2 separate regions of the Homo sapiens genome follow, and region 2 is linked to region 1. Evidence: chromatin contacts called from ENCODE Hi-C or POLR2A ChIA-PET data. All regions are on one chromosome and are shown on one strand. The core of a region is the stretch at or near the end of the contact, and the rest is flanking DNA. Distances in the headings are between cores, read along the strand shown. Region 1 overlaps LOC107985876. Region 2 overlaps THADA (THADA armadillo repeat containing).

What was found. Hi-C counts contacts between places; a loop is a spot of excess contacts on that map. ChIA-PET counts read pairs that join two places held with the same protein, here RNA polymerase II (POLR2A). Pooled maps may share reads with other maps.
Region 2: a loop to region 1 is called in a pooled map, with 3 times the contacts of the local background. The contact joins two enhancer-like sites. A Hi-C loop is called at or near these places in 5 of 50 pooled maps. POLR2A ChIA-PET finds 5 or more read pairs at or near these places in 2 of 52 experiments (MCF 10A and T-cell).

Annotation. Positions count from the first base shown.
Region 1 is chr2:43,081,033-43,088,204 of GRCh38, forward strand. All of the region lies in intron 2 of LOC107985876, which reads right to left. It overlaps LOC124907756 (a long non-coding RNA gene), which reads left to right. Exons shown (of 2, transcript XR_007086299.1): 2 at 1-3,068. Among named protein-coding and RNA genes, the nearest start is that of LINC02580, 18 kb to the right of the region's middle. RefSeq lists enhancers at 1-133, 2,376-3,142, 3,143-3,909, 5,459-5,998, 5,999-6,537. Within about 2 kb of position 5,564, at least 24 of the 41 ENCODE cell types and tissues checked have a DNase peak (open chromatin) inside an H3K27ac peak, as active enhancers do.
Region 2 is chr2:43,533,182-43,539,533 of GRCh38, forward strand. The region is part of intron 21 of THADA (THADA armadillo repeat containing); the gene reads right to left. Among named protein-coding and RNA genes, the nearest start is that of THADA, 60 kb to the right of the region's middle. Within about 2 kb of position 4,135, at least 2 of the 41 ENCODE cell types and tissues checked have a DNase peak (open chromatin) inside an H3K27ac peak, as active enhancers do.

The sequences.
Region 1 (7,172 bases), core at 4,314-6,813:
GGCTTCCTAGCACTGTAGCCACCATGTATGGGGCACCCTCTCTGGCCAGGCACCGTGACCAAGCACTTTAACCATATTATATCACTTAATCTTTGACAGCCCCACCAGGTAGGCAGTACTCTTACGATCCTTATTTTATGGATGAAGAAACAGAGGCCAGGGTCATCCAACCTGCAAATGGTTGAGCCGGGATTCAAACCCAAAACTGTTAGACTCCAAAAGTGGCCCTCTCAACTGCCACTTCCTGCCTCCTCTCCCACACCACAATGGCCACTGTGTACCCGGTTCCCATGAGGGACATTTGGGGAGGGGGACAAGTCCAGGGTTGAGAGGGGGAAAGTTCCAGTGTAGTGCTTGGGGTTCCCCGCCCCATGCAAGGTAAGGTAAGCTGGCAGCCACCTAATTGAAACACACACCCCCACCACACCCCCGCCACACCCCCCTGCCTCACCTAGAATGTCCCCCACTCAACTACTGCAGCACCTGGAGTCCTGCCATTAGAACCTCATGCTTGTTTTAGAGAATGCTTTTTCTGTGGGACAAGAGCTGTTGTCTTTAGTCTCCTATTTTAAAAGACAAATCCTCTTGGAAGGCAGGAGAGGCTGAGGTCAGCAGGGAGGTCCTAGAGAAATGTATGCAAAAGCCAGGAGGGCCCAGAAGGCAAATTCTGTGATCAAATTCAGTGATGTTATGGCCCTGGGATGAGGATGACAGTGAGGGTGACCCTTGGCACCCTACCTAGGGCACCTGGTACTCTTTCCCACCAGTTGCACATCATATTCCACACCCAGCAGACCCTCAATCAATGGCATTCTAATTAGTCATAGCAGGAGGGTAACCCTAAGAGATGTAGCAGAACTGCAATTTTCACCCCACTTTAGAGTCCAGGAAACTGAGGCCTAGAGAGGCTGTGAGTAGCTCCAACTTGACAGTGGGTCAGAGAAGAACCAGATCAGTACTCAGGAGTCCAGAGTTGGTGGTTGGAGGGGGTGGCGTGCAATGAGAGGCTGGTGGGTGGGGTCATGCATGGCAATGCAACCCTGGAGGCCCCATCTCCTTCAGAGAAGTCAAGGTGGTGAGGTCAAGGGGAAGGGGAAGGAGGACAGGAGCAGAGAGGTGATGTGAGGGAAGCAGGGTGGGCTGGCAGGGGCCGAGAACCCCAGTGCCTGGGAATCTTCAGGGGCTCTGCGAGGCGGCCCAAGGCCGGGGTTCCCACAGCGGCAGGTGGTCACCAAGCGGGCCAGGCCGGACAGGGCTGGCACCGACTCTAGCAGGGGTGGAGGTGCCAGCTCTCACCCGCCAGCCGGCCTGCCAGCTGGGGAAGCTTCATTAGAATTCCTCAGCCCTCCAACCCATTTCCTTCCTGGTGAACAGGACAGCTAATGGCCCCAGTTGCCTGCTGCCAGGGTGAGGTGGGTCGGGCTGGCAGCTTCAGGCCAGGCTGGGGGTAGCGGTGACCTCTAACAACCCAGGAAGCATGCCTCTCCCCTGCCCTGGGGGAGGGAGCAGCCCACAGTGTGACCCGAAATTTCCCCAAGTTAAAGACCATCTGCCTGTCTGTCTATCCATCCCCCCAGGGCCCAGGGGGCTGGTGAGTGTGGACAGACAGACACAGGCTGTGGGAAGCTGCAGTGATTAATGAGTGATGAAAACCAGACTTCGTCAGGATGGGGGTGGGGACATAGAAGCAGAGAGAGGTTGTCTGTTTTATGCTTGGCTCAGCTCTAAGCCCACAGCTCAGGGGAGGAGGGTGGAGGCAGCTGAGGGCAGTACTGGGCCCTGGCCTCAAAATCCCAGTCCGAGCATAGGGCCCCAGTTCATAGACACCCCCCTCATCCCCCAGTACCTCCTTCAGCCTCTGCCCTGGAAGGTTTCCCTAAGAGGAACTAGCTTTACTCCCAAATCCCAGGGACTTGCACTGGCCCTCAAATACCATCCATCCCAGAACACCCCAGAAGCCATGGGGAACAGCAGGGAAAACAGCCTCACCAACCCTCCAATCTTCTTGTCATGGGGCCAACGATTCTGGGGCCCAGAGCCTGAAGGTCCTCTCACCCTTCACCCCGACAAACACATGACCACTCCCACATTCCCAAACTCTGCCCCCAGGACCTGCTGAAGTCAAGCAGATTTTTCTCAAATGTCAAGGACAGCAAAAGCTACTTCTAAGAGGATTCAGCTCAAACCTCCAAACCTGCAAATAGACAGTCAGGATAAACCCAAGCAGGAGAGAGGCTTGCACAACCACTGCTTTTGGTCCCCACCCGACAGACACCTTGAGGGACCTTGGCAACATCCTCCTCCCCTGCCCGAAAATATTCCCACACTGGCCCATCTGCTCCAGGGCCTTGGATTCCACCATTCAACCCTGACCTCCCTTTGCAATACTGAACTCGAAGACTCTTGCCGAGGTTTCAAGTGTGTCCCCGCTCCCAGGGCCTGGGATCTGGCCAGGGAGGGCTGGAAAGAAGGAAATGCGCCACAGATGGAGGAAGTAGCTTCGGCAAGGTGAAGCACAAAGGCAAACTTTGCTGACAGAAGACTCTTGCTGCTGGCCAACCAGGCCTGCCTGTCATGAGAATCAAAATTGTTTTCTTTTGTCGAAAAAATATTTCCAAGGTAGTTCTTGTGTTGTGCTCAGGCACGTGGGTAAGGAAGCAATAGTGAGTGCTTCCTTCTTGCCTGCCAGGGACCTTGTGCATATCTGTTGGCTCATTGCATCTTAGAAACTCCTGAAGAAACTGAGGCTTGGGGAGGTTGCCTGCCCCCACGCACCCCTCAGGGACTAAGTGACAGAGCTGAGATCCCCAGTCGGCCAGACACAAAGCCCTCCTACTTTCTGAAGCCCCACCCTGCTGGGGAGGGAGAACTGGACGCCATCTGGGAAGAATTAAGGAGGTTTTTAGAAAAGGCCTCTGCAGGAATGAGAAAACCTTCATTAGGGCTTTTTAATCAATAAAGCAGGAACAAAACCTCCCTCCCTGCAAACATTTCTGGACTCCTAGGAGATGCCCAACTGTGCCCAACAAATGATTCAGAAAACGAGTATAAAATTCAAAAAATCCCCATCCCGACAAGTCAGAGAATGCTTTTTACTGGATGTTGGGGAGGGGAAGCCGAACCTCATGGCTCCTTGGATCTCAGTTCCTGTCTCTTGCCTTAACAGAGCCCAGACTTGTCATCTGAGAGGAAGGGGGAGGCTGAGGTCACTGCCCTTCTCTGGTTTCTGCCAAGAGCTCTGCTCTTCTCCAGGGAGGTGGCGGGGCTGGGATGGCTTTGTACCCTGCAGGCTCCAGCAGGATTGCATCTGCTGAGGTGCATCTTAGAAAGGGGAGTGTGAGATGCAGGTCCCCCACCTCTGGTGCTCCTGGCCAAGGCTGAGTGCCTGTGGTTCCTTTGTGGCCGTTCAGGTGGGAAAAGCGTTTGTGATACCAAAAAATCAGCTAGGCTCAGCCCTGAGCCGCAGCTGGGCACCTGCAAACCGAGGGCCTCACTTAGCCTGTCCCATCTGCAGAGGGAGTCGTCAGATGCTTCCCAAAGACCTTCTCAGGGTTAAATGAGAAAGTGGAGTATATTCGTTTTCTATTGCTGCATCACAAATTATTACAAAGCAGCTTAAACACTACCCATTTCTTATTTCACACTTCAGGTCAGAAGTCCAGGTGGGCTCAGCTATAGTCTCTGCTTAGGGTCTCACAAGCTGAAAATCAAAGTGTGAGCTGGCTGGCTCCTATCAGAAGCTCTTTTCCAGAAGCTCTGGGAAAGCATCTCCTTGCAAGCTCATTCGGGTTGTGGCGGAATTCCACTCCTGCAGTTGCAGGACTGAGGTGGCGGTCAGCCAGGGATCTCTATCAGCTCCTCGAAGCTGCTCTCTCTCGAGTCCTTTCCACATGGTCCCCTCCTTCTTCAAGTCATCAAAGATGTATCGAACCCTCCCTCACACTTCACATCTGTGACTTCCTCTCCTGCCCCCAGCCAGAGAAAACCCTCTGCTTCTAAAGGGCTCGTGTGATTCGATTAGGCCCCTACCAACTCATCTTTCTTTTCTTGGACTCAGAGTCAACTGATTTCTATCCTTAATGATGTCTTTGAAATCCCTTTGCCATATAATTTCACATGATCATGGGCTTGATGTCTTATCATGTTCAGGGGTTCGGATGGAAATATTGGGGGCCATATTTAGAATTCTGCCTACACGGGAAGCAAAAGTGCTTTGTCACCTCTAAAGTGCCAGACTTAGGCTCTCATTAGAGCCTAATGAGGGTCTAACCCTTAGGGAGGGTTTCCTTCCCTCTGCCCCAGGAGCGCAAAGGAAAGGGTGACACTGGATTAGGGGTGGCTGCCTGTGGCCCCTGCCCCTTCCCCTCCTCCTCCTCCTCCTCCTCTTGAGCCTACCTCTGGGCTTTTCATGACTTGGAGAGGGAGCCCTGTCTCAGGACCCCAGGACTTAATCTGTCCGTCACCTTCCCCTTCCAGATCTTCAGCCACTCCACACCCCCTGCAAGTTCCTTCCTGGGCTCTGCCCTTCCTTCATACTCTCTGGGTACCACTCCTTCCCGGGATCTACGACGGCGGTCTACACTCGCCTGCTCCCATCTCTGTCCACTGGAGCCTGGCGCCTACCAGCCCCCACTGCCTGAATCTGTTCTCCCTCCCTTATCCCAGTGGACACCTTCCAGGCCATCTCTGCCAGGCCTTCCTGTGATGGCAACCATAGAGTCTGTCTTGTACCTGCGGTATTATTCCCAACACCCACCCGGGTGCCAGGAGCATAGCAGACACTCTAGCAAACATTCGTCATTGTTTGTCTGCATCCACGTATCTATGTGGTCCACGTGCTAATGTGCTCCCCTGCCTGCCCCAAACCTGAGGATACGTCTCCTGCTGCCGCCTCAGCAAGTGACACCCATGTCACCCTCTCCCTCAGCCCGAGGGCAGTGACCACAGTGAGAGGAAGCATGAGTGTGGGTCCATCAGGATAAAAGGCCAGCACTGAGTCTGTTTCACGCCCCCTGCCCCCACCCCACCACACACGTGCACACACCACAGGCTCTGCGTTCTCCTTGGCCTAACGCTGGGGAGGGCAAGAGCCACCACCCACCAGCTTTCTACCCTTCACTATACCTGGGCCTCAACTCAGCTGGCCTCTCTAGGAGTTACTTGTGCTGGCCTTAATCTTTTTTCTTTTTTTTTTTTTTGAATCGGAATCTTGCTCTGTCGGGAATACAGTGGTGCAATCTCGGCTCACTGCAACCTCCTCCTCCCAGGTTCAAGTGATTCTCCTGCCTCAGCCTCTCAAGCAGCTGAGATTACAGGCACCCACCAACACATCCAGCTAATTTTTGTATTTTTAGTAGAGACGGGGTTTCACCTTGTCGGCCAGTCTGATCTCGAACTCCTGACCTCAGGTGATCTGCCCGCCTCAGTCTCCCAAAGTGCTGGGATTACAGGCGTGACCCACCACGCCTGGCCAATCTTTTTTCATTCCGTCCCTGCATTTAGGCCTATGTTCTCTTCCCCCAGAGACCCACCCACTTCCTCTTGGGGAGTCCAGCCGAGGACAGTGTGGCTTGAAGAACATTCTAATCCCAGCCCGAGAGCTCTGAGAGAAAAAATGACTACAAACCCTGGAATGTGAAGCCTGCTGCTTCCTGCAAAGCATTTTGAATGAAACACGTAACCAACAGCTGCAGCACAGAGAATGGAAACTCTGAGGAACGTCATGGCTCCAGGTTCCAAATAGCAGGGTTGTGAGCAGGACAGGCTCTTCATTTCAGCCCAACCTGGACACCCTCAGCAGCACCCCTCCCTGCTCTCCTTCCAGGAAGCGGGCCCGTCATGCCAAGGATGTGCCGCTGTTGCTCGCTTATTCCAAACACCCCCGGCCCCCAACACAGCCAGACATCCCCGTGTATAGGGGTGAGGCCCCCTTCCCACTCACCAGCCCCCAGAGACATTGAGGACACCCAAGCCCAGCCACTCTGCCCTCTCAGGAGCAGGTTAATGCATCCCTCAACATGACTCCCATCCTGGAACTCAGCCCCAGGCCAGGCTGGGCAGTGCCAGCCAATTCATGCAATGCAGGAAGATATCATTGCCAAAGCTGCTCTAGGGCAGACTTGGGGTGAGGGGGCAGGACAGAGAGCCCATGAGGAGCAAGAGGCCCTAGAATTGGAGAATTCCTGAAGATCACTCCTGCATGAAGGGGAGACATGCGAACATTTTTTCAACTTCTTTAGGGAGATATAACACACTCAGTAAAACACACTCGTCTTAATGGCGTGGCTTGATGAACTTTTACATACAAACACACCTGGATGAAATGTAGAACACTGCAAATACCCCAGAAGATTCCCTGGATCCCCTTCCCAGTCAACATTCGTCCCCCTCAGAGGTGACCGTGATTTGGAACTTCTCTCACCATCAATTAATTTTGCCTCTTTTTGAACCTCATTGAAATGGAATCACCAACAGCATGTGCTTTCATGACCAGCTTACCTAGTTCATCCTGTCTATGAGATTCATCCACGATGCAGACACACTAATGACCCCATGGCACCTCCCACACTCCAGGTGCTGTACCAAGGATGTCATGGTTACTTGTTTACACTAAGGCCTTGACATTGAACCCATTTTCCAGATAAGGAAGTTGGTTGAATCAGCAGTTCATTGCCACACAGTCAGGACTTGGAGAGACTGGAATTCAAACCCAAGAGAGAACCAGAACAGATTCTCTCTTCTATTTTCTCTTAACAAACTTACAGAGACCTGCCTCCATTATACCTAGAGATCTACAGCCTGGAATTTCCTCACAAGGGAGACCTGTTTCAGGGTTTTGTGCTCTTGGGAACCCAACAGGAGCACCCATTTTACTTTAGTCCCCTATTCCTTGGGGGACATGGGCAAGGCAGAAGAGGAGGGGTGAGCAGCAGGTGAGGAGGGGTGAGCAGCAGGTAAGGAGGGCGTCTCAGGAGGCCCAGACCCAGGCAGAAAAGGTTTCACAGGAAGAGAATGAAGAGGTTCATTCATTTAGTCAGCCAATATTTATTGAATGCCTGCTGTATGGCAGGCGCTGTCCTAGGCACTTACTTTTTGGTTATCTACCTGTATGTATCAAACCACTCTAAAATGCAGTGGCTTAAAATGGACAACAAACATTTATTATCTCTTAT
Region 2 (6,352 bases), core at 2,885-5,384, 450 kb after region 1:
CAATGAGATACCATCTCATGCCAGTTAGAATGGTAATCATTAAAAAGTCTGGAAACAACAGATGCTGGAGAGGATGTGGAGAAATAGAAACACTTTTACACTGTTGGTGGGAGTGTAAATTAGTTCAACAGTTGTGGAAGACAGTGTGGCGATTCCTCAAGGATCTAGAACTAGAAATAACATTTGACCCAGCAATCCCATTACTGGGTATGTACCCAAAGGATTATAAATCATTCTACTATAAAGACACATGCACACATATGTTTACTGCAGCACCATTTACAATAGCAAAGACTTGGAACCAACCCAAATGCCCATCAATGATAGACTGGCTAAAGAAAATGTGGCACATATACACCATGGAATACCATACAGCCACAAAAAAAGAATGAGTTCATGTCCTTTGCAGGGACTTGGATGAAGCTGGAAGCCATCATCCTCAGCAAACTAACACAGGAACAAAAAATCAAACACCACATGTTCTCATTCATAAGTGGGAGTTGAACAATGAGAACACATGGACACAGGGAGGGGAACATCACACATCAGGGCCTGTCGTTGGGTGGAGGGCAAGGGGAGGGAGAGCATTAGGACAAATATCTAATGCATGCGGGGCTTAAAACCTAGATGACAGGTTGATAGGTGCAGCAAACCACCGTGGCACATGTATACCTACGTAACAAACCTCACGTTCAGCACATGTCTCCCAGAACTTAAAGTAAAATAAAAATTTAAAACAAAAAACTCTTGTTTGCAGGTGACATTATGGACATATAATCTACAAATAATCCACAAATGATTAAAATAATAGAGTTTAGTAATATGGATGAATATAAGATAAATATTTAAAAAGCAGTTGTATTTTTATAGCCCAGCAAGATAAAGTTCAAATATGTATTTTTTATAAAGATGGATTTACAATAACATCAAAAATTAAAATGCACCTTGAAATAATAAAGACATGTAAACCCTTTTATGAAGACAGATTTTTTAAAGCATTTTTAAAAATTCTTTTTCATTGACAAATAATTATCCATATTTATGGGGTACACAGTAATGTTTCAATACATATAATAAATAGTGATCAGATCAGAATAATCAGCTTATCCATCATTTCAAACACTTATCATTTCTTTGTGTTAGGAACATTCAACATCCTGCTTCTAGCTATTTGGAATTATTAATATATATATATTATTGCAAACTATAGTCATCCTACTGTGGTAAAGAACACTAGAGCTTATTCTTCCTATGTAGCTGTAATTTGGTATCCTTTCACAACTCTACCTATCTCCACCCTCTCAACTACTCTTCCCAGCCTGTAGTATCCTCTGCTCTAATTTTTACTTCGAGTTCAACTTCCACATGTGTGAGAACATGCAGTGCTTAATTTTCTGTTCCTGGCTTATTTCACTTAACATAATGTCCTCCAGTTCCATCCATGTAGCTGCGAATGACAGTATTTCATTCTTTATTATGGCTGAATAGTATTCCACTCTGTATATATACACCACATTTCTTTACCCATTCATCTGTTGTTGGACACCCAGGTTGATTACGTACCTTGTGTATTTTGAATAGTGCTGCAATAAACATGGGATTGCAACACTATTCAATCAAGGGGTTGCAGCACTCTATCTCTTCAATATACTGATTTCCTTCTCCTTGGATAAATGCCTAGTAGTGGGATTGCTGGATCATACGGTATTTCTATGTGTAGTTTTTAGAGGAATCTCCACACTGTTCTCCACAGTAGCTATACTAGTTTACACTCCCACCAATAGGGTGTAAGAGTTCCCTTTTCTCCACATTCCTGCCATCATTTGTTATTTTTTTGTCTTTTTGGGAACAGCCATCCTAACTGGAATGAAATGATATCTCATTGTGGTTTTGATTTGCATTTCCCTGATTTGTGATGTTGAACATTTTTTCATATATTTGTTCGTCATTTCTGTTTTTGAGAAATGTCTGTTCAGATCATTTGTCCTTTTTTTTTTTTTTTTTTTTTTTTTGCTGTTGAGATGTTTGAGGTCCCTGTACATTTTGGACATTAATCCTGTCAGATGAATAGTTTACAAATTTTTTTCTCCCATTCTGAAGTTTATCTTTTGGCTCTGTTGTTTCCTTTGCTGTGCAGAAGGTTTTTAGTTTGATATAATCCCACTTACTTTTTGTTGTCTATGCTTTTGAGGTCTTATTTATAAAAATGTTTTCCCAGGCCAGGCGGTGGCTCACGCCTGTAATCCTAGCATTTTGGGAGTCCACGTCGGGCAGATCACCTGAGGTCAGGAGTCTGAGACCAGTCTGGCCAACATGGTGAAATCCCATCTCTACTAAAAAAATACAAAAATTAGCCAGGCAGGGTGGCACATGCTTGTAATCGAAGCTACTTGGGAGGCTGAGGCAGGAGAATCGTTTGAAGCCAGGAGGCAGAGGTTCATCTAAACCCGAGACAGCGCCACTGCACTCAAGCCTGGGCGACACAGCGAGACTCAAAAAAAAAAAAAAAAAAAAAAAAAGAAAAAATCTTTTCCCAGATCAATGTCCTGAATAAATACCACTATTCAAGTAGTTTTATAGTAGTCTTTACCATTTATTGTTTTGAAGGTCTTTTATCCATTTTGAGTTAATTTCTGTTTTTTGTTTTTGTTTGTTTTTGAGACTGACACTCGCTCTGTCACCAGGCTGGAGTGCAGTGGTGCGATCTCTGCCTCCTGGGTTCAAGCGATTCTCCTGCCTCAGCCTCTCGAGTGGCTGGGACTACAGGTGCACACCACACGCCCAGCTAATTTTTGTATTTTTAATAGAGACGGGGTTTTACCATGTTGGCTAGGATGGTCTTGGTTTCTTGACCTCTTGATCCGCCCGCCTCAGCCTCCCAAAGTGCTGGGATTACAGGCATGACCCACCGTGCCCAGCCTATTCATTTTGAGTTGATTTTTGTATAGAGTGAGAGGTGGGTCTAGTTTCATCCTTCTGCATATGAAGAAAGCATACTCAGTTTTCCCAGCACCGTTTATTGGACAGTCCTTTACCCAATGAGAGTTCGTGGAGCCTTTATCGAAAATCAGTTGGCGGTAGATACATTAATTTCTGGGTTCTCTATTCTGTTCCACTGGTCTATGTGTCTGTTTGTACACCAGTACCACACTTTTTTGTTGCTACAGGTTTGTAGTATATTTTGAAGTCTGGTAGTATGTTACCTCCAGCAAAATAATTTTTAATAACATACATCTCAGGATTTTTATAAAGGAAATTAAGATCAAAGTGAAAGAAAAATACAGTGATTTCTGTTCTTAAAATTTAAAGAACAGAAATTTAAATTCTAATCACTTGTCTTTTTAAAATTAGCATATCCTGCTCTTAACTTTTCATAAAAAGTATCTCTATAGGGAAATTAACATGTTTTATGGACTCACAGGGTATAAATTTCCACAGGGGAAGAAGCTACATGCCATGTTTCCAGGCAGGTATAATTCACCAACAGACTAATTAGGGGATCTAAATGCTCATCTAAAGCATAAAACCCATTAAAAAAAATATAAATATATTTTAAATCTACCCTTTATCTAGAGAAGGTAAATTCTGAAATGTACTACTAACGCAAAGTAATTAAACACAGTTCTTTTACTTGTGAAATGGAGCTAACACTAGAACCTACTTCACAGGATTATTGTGAGAAATAAATAATAAGATTATGCATTTAAGTGTTTATCAGAGTACCTGGCAAAGAGTAGCAAACAGTAAATGTCCATTTTATTTTTATTTTATACTATAAAGTAGTGAGCCTTAATCCCTAAGCCTTAATTTGAATTCTGACTTTAAGACACAGCCACTTCTAATTTCACTTTGGTTAAACGGGATGTTTTACAAAAGTTTACACTCCAGTAAAACAGTTAATGTTTTAAACTGTACCTTCTCTCCTACAGTGATTTGTTACTAACTTTTGGGATTTCTTCAAAGCTCAAACACTGTTCTCCTACAAAACAACAAAGGTAATAATTTTCTACCACTCAGATATCATCTTACCAGAATGTTTATTCTTTGCTTTCTAGCAAATTCTTAACCATGGGCAATATTAACTGTTGCCCTGTAGTCTGACTTTTTAAAATGAATTTCTGTCTGGTATCCTCTATTGTATTTCTAAGCCCTTTGACGTCACAGAACCACATACTATGTACTTCTTTATTTTCCCACGATATCCTTGTAGTAAGGCAGTCAATAAATAGGATGTGGTTACATGCACAACTTCATTTCAAAGCTTAAAAATGGGAACTTGCATTGAGTGCAATTCAATGAAATTATTTGTAATTTCTAAAAAATAAACTTTGGCAAAAGAAAATACAAAAAGCAATTTAAGACTTGTGAATAAACATATATCCCATTTGTAGTTCATTACAGAAAATCTAAAGTAATAACAAAAGACACTACTGAGGGAATACATCAATGTAGTTAACTCTGGGCATCATAAAAGTTACAACAGAATCTAACATACAATTTTTAGACCGGGCATGGTAGCTCATGCCTGTAATCTTAGCCCTTTGGGAGGCTGAGGTGGGAGGATCGCTTTAGTCCAGGAATTCAAAACCAGCCTGGCAACATGGTGAGATCCCGTCTCTACAAAAATTAGCCAGGAGTGGTAGCACACACCTATAGTCCCAAATATTTGGGAGGCTTAAGCCCAGGAGGTTGAGGCTGAAGTGAGTCAAAATGGAACCACAGCACTCTAGCTTGGGCGCCAGAATGGGACCCAGACTCAAAAAAAAAAAAAAAAACTAAACTAAAAAAGAATGTTTTAAAATAGCAATTTCTAATAGTTGGCAATCTTACTCGTGTGATTTCTGTGGCGATAATTACTGCAGAGGGAAAGCATGAATGAAAAATCTACCTAGTAGTTTCTTTTTAAGAATATTAGGGAAATACATATAAACTTAAGTTCATATAGTACTCCAGGTGGAGGAAGCTGTTTTAAAAAATCAGTAGGCACTGGGTATCAGATAGCCCATGAAAAGAGAACCAACAAAATATAACAAGCAAAAGCTCTACATCAGCAAAACATCAAGTTTGAAAACTCCACACACATCAACTAGTCAGGAAGTTGTGAGATAAGGTTGTGTGTACTGCTTACTCTTGAAGGGTCTCCACTTACATCCCTCAAAGTTGGTTTTATCTCTGCCTCTTGTACAGGAACACTATGAAAGAACCTTTCATTATGTGATTACAGTGAAGGAGGAAAGTCAGACATGCCTCTGAATGAACACATTTTCCTCCTGGAGAAACTGGTGACAGCACACTGCTTCACAGGAAGTGCTCTAGGGAATCAATCATTTAAGAAAAAGTTCAGTAGCAAGTCATCTTACTGTCCTGTTGCTTGCGAAAATTTACCTGGATATGGGAAATACAGAAAATTAAACTTAAAGAAAAATTAAATGAGCAGCTCACAAAGGCAGCACTGTGCCATGTCAGAACACAGGCTGGCAAGGAGAAGAACTGGGTTCCTGTTCCAGAGCTGCCACAAACTAGCTTTGCAATCTTGGGCAAACCAGGTAACATCCAGGGTTCAGCTTCCTCTTGTCCAAGAGAGCTGGATAATATCATCTCTATGATCCTTCCAGCTCTAATGGTTTGTGAATATATCACTGAAAACTCAGAATTATAAACAAGCCCCATTTCTTCTCCCCACACAGCAACAAAAAACCCCAAACTGTAATCTCCCTACCTTTTATACTCCTATATGGGGGATTTAAGTGGCCACCGGTTTAAACAAGGAGCTGTAAAATCAGGATGATTTTAAACGGACTGTCATCTACATTCAAGTCATCAAATTTCAAAATAGAATAGAATTGTATTTTAGACTGTATGGAATGGCTTTCTTCATCCATTGAGAGAAAAGTAGATCACAGTTACTACTCTGAAGAATAAGAAATGCAAGTTCCACATTCTCCCCTCTAACTAGGGTTGCATTCTGCCTGCAAGTCACTTCACTGCCTCCGTGTATTCAGACGGCAGTCACATTCACCTAAGGCTTGACTCTTAAACTCATAGTTTTACCACTAGGCACAGATCTAGCTTTGCCAGGGCAACTATGCTCTTGGAAGGGTGTACCTCAGGTGTGGCCCAGCCATTCCAATGTAAATGATGTTCTTCTCTGTCATTTATATTTTTAACTCTTAAAGGTTTTAAGCACATGTAAGTATATTTAATTATTATTAATTTAAAGGAAGTTCATGGGGCAAAAGGTTATGTTTAAAAGCAGGAATTCTCCAGTAATGTAAATAACACTAATTTCTTGATGACTTTGGATTTTTATTGACTCCTAAACTGAGACATTTCTTTAGCTAAAGTCAGCAAT